Linked DNA regions of Homo sapiens: region 2 is linked to region 1. The links are chromatin contacts, found by Hi-C or POLR2A ChIA-PET in ENCODE. All regions are on one chromosome and are shown on one strand. The core of a region is the stretch at or near the end of the contact, and the rest is flanking DNA. Distances in the headings are between cores, read along the strand shown.

Region 1 (3,533 bases), core at 286-2,785:
GGTTCCCTCAGCCCTCAAGTGATAACTGCCCTTGCTCTGAGCTTCCTCCCAGCCTTTTTACCTCCCTCTCTAGGGGTTTGGGCTGATGCTTCCAGGAGCTGCCATTTTTCTGATGTGGCTGCCACGTTTCCCAACTCTTCTGCCTCCGAGCACTTGGAGTTGCGAGAGAGACCTCTCTCCCAATGACAGCTCTTTGAGCAAATCTTAGACAGGTGATCCTCTGAGTAGTCTGTACTTTCTCCTTTTAATTTATAGTACCCCCTACTGAATAACTTGGCACCAATTCTCTGAGAGTGGACAGGAGACCTTGGAGCTATCCAGTTCAGTTTCTCCTCACAACCATTTGCTGTCTCCTAGAATAAGGCCCCTCCATTTTCAGCTCTGTCCAACCTCAGGGTCTGTCTCTGCATACTTCAGACCTTTCTTTCCAGGGGTTGGGGTTAATGTTTGCTTCCCTGGCATTAGTCCTGATATCTCTTCATTCTGAGTTTCCTAGTGTTTCTTTAACCATTTCTTCCAGGAGGTCTAGGGGAGCCCCAGTCAATGGGATCCCTGTGGAGCTGTTCAAACATCCTAGGTAGGTTTTGAAATTGATGAGCTCCTGTGTCTCCACAGGGATGCTATTGATGTCATCAGAACAATTCCTTTTTGCATCTGAGCAGTTCCACTCATTGCAGATAATTCACCTCCTCTGCCCTGCTCACTTCAAGCCAGTGGTGCTTCCCACTCGTGGGAGCAACCCCATACTCACCTTCAGATTCCCAAATGCTCCCTGGCAATGGCAGTATGCAGATACTCTTCATGGCTATTTGTAGCTTGCGCATAGAGAAATGCAAAGCCAAGTTTCAGTGAGTGTATGACTGTGTTTATTTTCTTACCTTGATTCTTACTGATATGCTCTCCCTTATTCTCTGGTTTGCTTATCATTTTCCCCACTCCTTTCTTCCATTTTTGTTACTATCTAAGGACATATATTTAACAAAAGCCAGTTCAAACCCTTTTATGAGAGAGTATAGTGGAAAGTGAATGGATTTTGGAATTCCTTCATTAAATCCTATGAAATTGTGTCAATAGACCAAAAAATAGTCAGATAATGTGATTTCCTAGGGTTCAACCTAGTAGATGGAGCAGATCCTAGATTTGCCTCCTGTGTATCCTTAGGCTAGTAACCTAACCTCTTTGAGTCCCCCAGTTTACTTTTATCTATAAAAACAGATCATAATTGTAAAAATCCATATAGGATTGTTCTGAGGATAAAATGAATTGAAAATATGTATAAAATTCTTTGTTCAGTGTTTGGAACATAGCAGGCACTTAAATGTTAACTTTCCCCCGTTCGTCTATGTAACAGAGAAATTACTACTTCTTGAGGTTTCTAGGAGATTCCAGTGAGAGAATACAGTCAAGCACTCAGCATAGCATCTGGCACTTGCTTGGCACCCTGTACCACTGGCTGTTCTTATTATTGTTTTTGGAAATAGTCCAAAAGTCAATTATGAATATGACATAGTCATTGCAACTCTGTGTCACTGTGCACCCAGTGGCTCGCTCCCTTGGGCTGCCAGCAAGCCACGGGATGAAGGCATTTGGATTATACTTTCTAGCTTCTCTCATCTAGCTTGTGATCAAAAACTGGGCAAGAAAATTTGGGTCCCTTACAAACTTGATCATGTGTGAATAATGAACTTTGGCTGGCAGAGCTTGGGGACTAGAGTGATTGTTTTGAAAACAATAACCCTGACCTCTGTGGTGATGTCATTTTCTCCCATCCATCCAGTCTGTTGTGGTTTTCTTCTCTGGGAAGCTGTTCCAGAACCTTCTAGGCAGTGTTAATAGGTTCTTGTCTGGCTGCTAAGTACCCATACACAACTCCACTTTAGTGCTATTATAGAGCTCTACCTCTTTGTCCCATCTTTGTACCGGATTGAGAGCTTTCTTGAAGACCCTTTGTCTTTGTATTTCACTCATTGGACACTGGTGTAGCAAATAATCCATCTATAGAAACACTTGGTGAATAGATTGAGACCAAGTTATAAGATTTCTACCTAGGCCACCTGATCATCAATGACTGCCTTTAACTTTCTCCCAGTCTTAGTCAGTATTATTCTCTCTCTCTGTGTTTCTGACACACACACACACACACACACACACACACACACACACACACACTTTGTATAAACAACAGACCCATCCCTAAAGACTGGGAGACCAAAGGATGGATGTATTTGCTTTCTTCAAGTGTAAGATTCTCTATTACAAATTCCATCTTCCTAGGAGTCATAGAACTGAACTTAAAAGTTTTGTTTTGCAAACGTATTGTCATGAAATGAAAGTGTGAGTATGTTAATCTACAAATAAGTGACCAATAAAGAATGTCTTAGTGGATTTTTGTCTCAGTTCCTGTGTTGCTGAAATGATTTTCCAAAGATAAGAAATCTGTTGGCAAACACTTATTCTATCATCACTGATAAATGAGCTGCTTGTCAGAAGGAGGTCTGGCCTTAGATTCTTGTCATGATTTCAGCATGAGATGTGGTGTGTCACGGATGTGTCCTAGTCTTGTAGGACAGGTTGAGGGTTGATGGTGTAACTTTGTGTGGAGACATTTTATCACATGGAGGAATTGTTGGCTATCGACCATGTGCTGCATAGCACCAAATTAGGCACCAAGAGGCATAAAAACAGAATGTAAGACATGATCTTCAAAAGTTTTATGATGTGCTTGGGGACTGGACCCACACACACAGAGCAGTTAAGTTACAGTGTAAACCAGTGTACGAGTAAATGTAAAACCAACAAAGATTTAATCTCCAAGATTTAATAAGAGGTTAAATGAGGATACTGTTATGACTTGGGAGACAGTTAATTGGGGAGATATAATATTAATTGACTATTAAGAATAGGTTGAGGGAAAGGGAAAATCATCTTTATAGAGAAAAACAAGTAGTTTTTTCTTTCTTTATACTTTCATAACACTCTGGTCACAAAAATGTGTGGTTTTTATCCCTCATAATGACCAATTCTCCAATACCAGCTGGTTATCTTAAAGTTTAACTTAATCTCGACACTAACTGGAGATAATACAGACTACACAGGTTAAGGGCTCAGTCCCACAAGACTGCCCCCACCCCTCATTTAGATGCCAGTTGCAAATAACAGGTCCTCAGGTGATCCACAACTTCTGTCCACTTGGCTACAAATTGGAGGCTCTCATGGCCTCCTTCTTGGGTTTGAATATTTATCAGAATGGCTCACAGAACTCCGGGGTACATCCGTGTATTTATGGATTTATTCTAAAGGATCTGATAAAGGGTACACATGAACAGCCAAATGGAAGATGCAGAGGGGAAGGCGTGGGGCCAAGGGAATAGGGTTTTCATCCCTTTCTTGTTGGTCCATCCTCCCAGCACCTCCACACGCCCAGCAACCCAGTATATCTTCAGACTCTTGAAACAGAGGGATTGAAACCGGGATTTTTATGGAGGCTTTGTCACTTAGGCATGATTGGTTGTTAATTCCATTTCCAGCCTCTC
Region 2 (3,278 bases), core at 6-2,505, 65 kb after region 1:
TATTCAGGTTATGTGGCCCATCTTTGTGCATTGGCAGTCTTATTACATTTTTTCTTCTCTTTTTTTCTCTTTGTGTTTTTAGTCTGTCATTCTCTTGATCTTCTACATATGGTGTAATGAAAATATGCACAGAATGTAATCAAGAAATGTCTCATATAATTAAAAAAAACAATTTAGTGCTTCTTAACATTGTACTAAATAGAAATTACCAACTGAGGGAAACTGATAAGAATTGACTGTGTAAATGCCTACACCCGAACCAGCATAGATATTGTTTAATAATTGGTTTTGTTTCTCATGATAAATAATGCTGCGTGACCTGTTACCCCACTTGAGAGATGCAGGAGTTAGAGATCAAAATGCTCGCTTTCTTAATGAGAAGAGCTCAATTGAAGACTTCGGTCTGTGGCAAGGGTGCCTGCTGCCCTTTTAGCCTGAACGAAGCCAGACTTACCCACTCAGCCACCAGGAAGAGCCCACCATGCAGTTCTCTCCTGTAGGGGCAGCTCCCGTAAAACCTGTAGTATGGAGTGGAAGAGAAAGTGCACATTTTGCCCGAAGTTGGAGGAAGAGGCTTGGCTAAACATGCTCAGTTCCTTCATCACTCAGATACCCCATGAGCAAGAGGGCAGAAAAATGCCCAGGGGTTATGCTAAGGGAGCTTCCTCTACTTGGAAACGCGAAGTAAAAGAATAGGAGGGTCGGCCCTCAACAGTCAATTAGGAGATGAGGCACAGCTGAAATCTAGGACCTGTTTTAAATCTGGCTGAACACATTAGCTATATAGTACCTGTGGTTTCCAAATACTATAGTAAATATATTGTATGTACTCGGATTACTGGAGATGCATTGTCAAAGTAGTCAAGTCAAGGACCATATTCAATATTGAAGTGGGTTTCAAAGATAATGAAACATAATAAGGACTCCAAAAATGCCACTAAAAGCAGATTCTCAATATTAGCTGTGCATCAAATTCACTTTAGTTCACTGAAAAATAACCTGTTGATTAAAATTCTGTTCCTCGTCATCATCAGGAAAGGATTTATGCTTTAAAGTTCCTATGCTATTTAATCTATTTTGCATTTCTCTGGCCATTGTGACTGAATTTCTCTTTCATGAGTAAATAGATAAGACTAAATGACAGCCATTTATAGCATCATTGCTGAGGACACAGCTGAGGGTCTGCCCAGCATGAACCACATGTTTGCAGAATGGTTGGTGGACAGCAGGTCCCAGCGTGGGATATTAGGTATGAGTGTCACCATGTGTCTCAGTAACACAGAACGGTATCCTTGGCAATGTACTCTGTGACCTCCACAAAACATTAGATATGCTGCATCAGCTTGACTGCTGAAAATAGTAAGCCTGCCTGGCACGCATAATTCTGTGGCCATTCTGTGCTTTAACCAGTAGTCTTACAGCGAAGCTCTGACCTGAGGCATTCTGCTTATAGCACTAACAAAACTTTGCTTTCCAAGGGGTTAAAGAAATACTTTCAAAACATGTGGCCTCACTTCCACTTAATTGCTGTAGGGACTCTCTGGTTTCAACAGGAGCCTTTGAATCTGAAGTTTAAGCCTTGCTTTTGTTCTATCAGCCCTCTTTTCCTTCAGTGATATGTTTTGCATTAGCGTTGCAGTGGAGTAGACACTAGCCTGTATTGATTTTGGTTTGCATGCTTATGCTAAGGCAGAGGTGTTAATTTTGAGGAAGAATGAATCCTGGTTTGGACCTGTGCACTTGAGGAAAGGAGGAAATTATAATTTCCACCATCTGTAACAGTGGCCCTGCTCCGAACATTTTGTGGCAAAGAAATGTTTAGTAGGTAGCTCTGGGCGGACAAGAGGGATTCAAGAATCAATAACATTTAGGCAAAGGTTAAAGACAGAAGGATGAATGGCACCGCCCAACAAAAATAGACTGATGAGAGTTATTGGCCATGGGGTGTGACTTGGAGAAACTGTCGTTTAAGGATTGGGGGAGAAAAAGGGACTCAGGAAGAGGACTGAGAAAAAGAAACAGAGAAACAGTGGAAAGTGGAGCATTCTAGCATCCATTTGAAGGAGAGTGCAGAAATAGGAGGTAATGAACTGTGTCAAATGCAGGTAGAGATTTAGCACATTGCAAGAACTGAAAAGTGTCCCTTGGATTAGCAAGTAAGGAATGATTGTTGACCGTAAGAGGATTTGTACCAGATGGTGAGAATTGAAGTCAGATTGTGAGGGGGATCAAACAGGAGGAGAGAAATAAAGACTGTGATTATGATCAACTCTTGTGGGCAGGAGAGCTGAGAAAGAAGAGGAGAGAATGTGTGGCTCAGGGAGCCACACAGTCCTTGGAGGACTGTTCGTTAGGGTAGAAATGTTTTTTGTCTTGTTTATAGGACAAGGAGAAGACTGGTGAGAAAAAGATGAAGACAGAGACAGAGAAGAGAGGGGAAAATAAGTGTGAAGTCTTGGAAGTTAGGAAGGGATGACTTTGACAAGGAAGGAGAGACTTCTTTTGTCCTCGGAGCAGGGGAAAGGAGACGGAACACAGGAGTGTATAAAAAAGGAATGGAGTATTGACAGTGCCGTTTCTGGAGGCCTTGACTTTCTCAGGGCAGCAGCAGGCAAGGATGTCTGAGAGTAAGTGGGAGGGGTGTCACAGAGAGAATATGAAGAGAGAAGCAGGAGGTTGGATTTGTTGTTGAGGGGAATGGGATAAAATTATGGCCTCAGTGAGGACTCAGCTGAATTTGGAAACAATGAATTTATAAGGGAGCCAACATGTTCCACTGGGTGATCAACAGGTTAAAAGTTTGGTGTGAGGTCCAAGAACTAGTGCATTTTGAGGGTGAGCAAGAGCCTGATGGATAATGTGTTCGGCCATGGAATATGATACTGGATTATCTACAGTATCACTGCAGGTAATGACAAGATTCAAAGTGGGTCTCCAGAGTGGTGTGGTGCCTGGCCTCAAAGGAAGGGGAAGTAGATGGCTTTTATAGGGTTTGATGTCAAGGATGTCGAAAACCATTGCCACCTCAGAAACCTTTATTCTTATTAGGTATTTACCAGAGCCTGAAATTCCTTGAGGGGTGCCTTATAGCAAGCAGCCTTTCATTTATAGTAAACTGGAAATATATTTGAGACTGGGGATATTTTAATCTCCAATGATTTCTACCTAAGCGTGAATGAAACATGAAAGGAGCAGTTCTAAGAAATAATTATTGGTTGGTTTGTTGATAGGGGTGGGAGCAAATGGAGAGGCTGAGATGGGCACTGAGTATGAGAAAA

The links. Hi-C counts contacts between places; a loop is a spot of excess contacts on that map. ChIA-PET counts read pairs that join two places held with the same protein, here RNA polymerase II (POLR2A). Pooled maps may share reads with other maps.
Region 2: a pooled map shows a loop between it and region 1 (2.4-fold over the local background). The contact joins two enhancer-like sites. A Hi-C loop is called at or near these places in 1 of 168 maps with a recorded cell type or tissue (endothelial cell of umbilical vein), 1 of 37 single-sample maps with no recorded cell type and 1 of 50 pooled maps. POLR2A ChIA-PET finds 5 or more read pairs at or near these places in 1 of 52 experiments (PC-9).

The regions. Positions count from the first base shown.
Region 1 is chr4:41,503,801-41,507,333 of GRCh38, forward strand. It overlaps a transcript of LIMCH1 not described here. Among named protein-coding and RNA genes, the nearest start is that of LIMCH1, 33 kb to the right of the region's middle. Within about 2 kb of position 1,536, at least 7 of the 41 ENCODE cell types and tissues checked have a DNase peak (open chromatin) inside an H3K27ac peak, as active enhancers do.
Region 2 is chr4:41,568,841-41,572,118 of GRCh38, forward strand. The region is part of intron 1 of LIMCH1 (LIM and calponin homology domains 1); the gene reads left to right. LOC105374423 (a long non-coding RNA gene) reads right to left here. Exons shown (of 4, transcript XR_001741667.2): 1 at 1-3,278. Among named protein-coding and RNA genes, the nearest start is that of LIMCH1, 32 kb to the left of the region's middle. Within about 2 kb of position 1,256, at least 6 of the 41 ENCODE cell types and tissues checked have a DNase peak (open chromatin) inside an H3K27ac peak, as active enhancers do.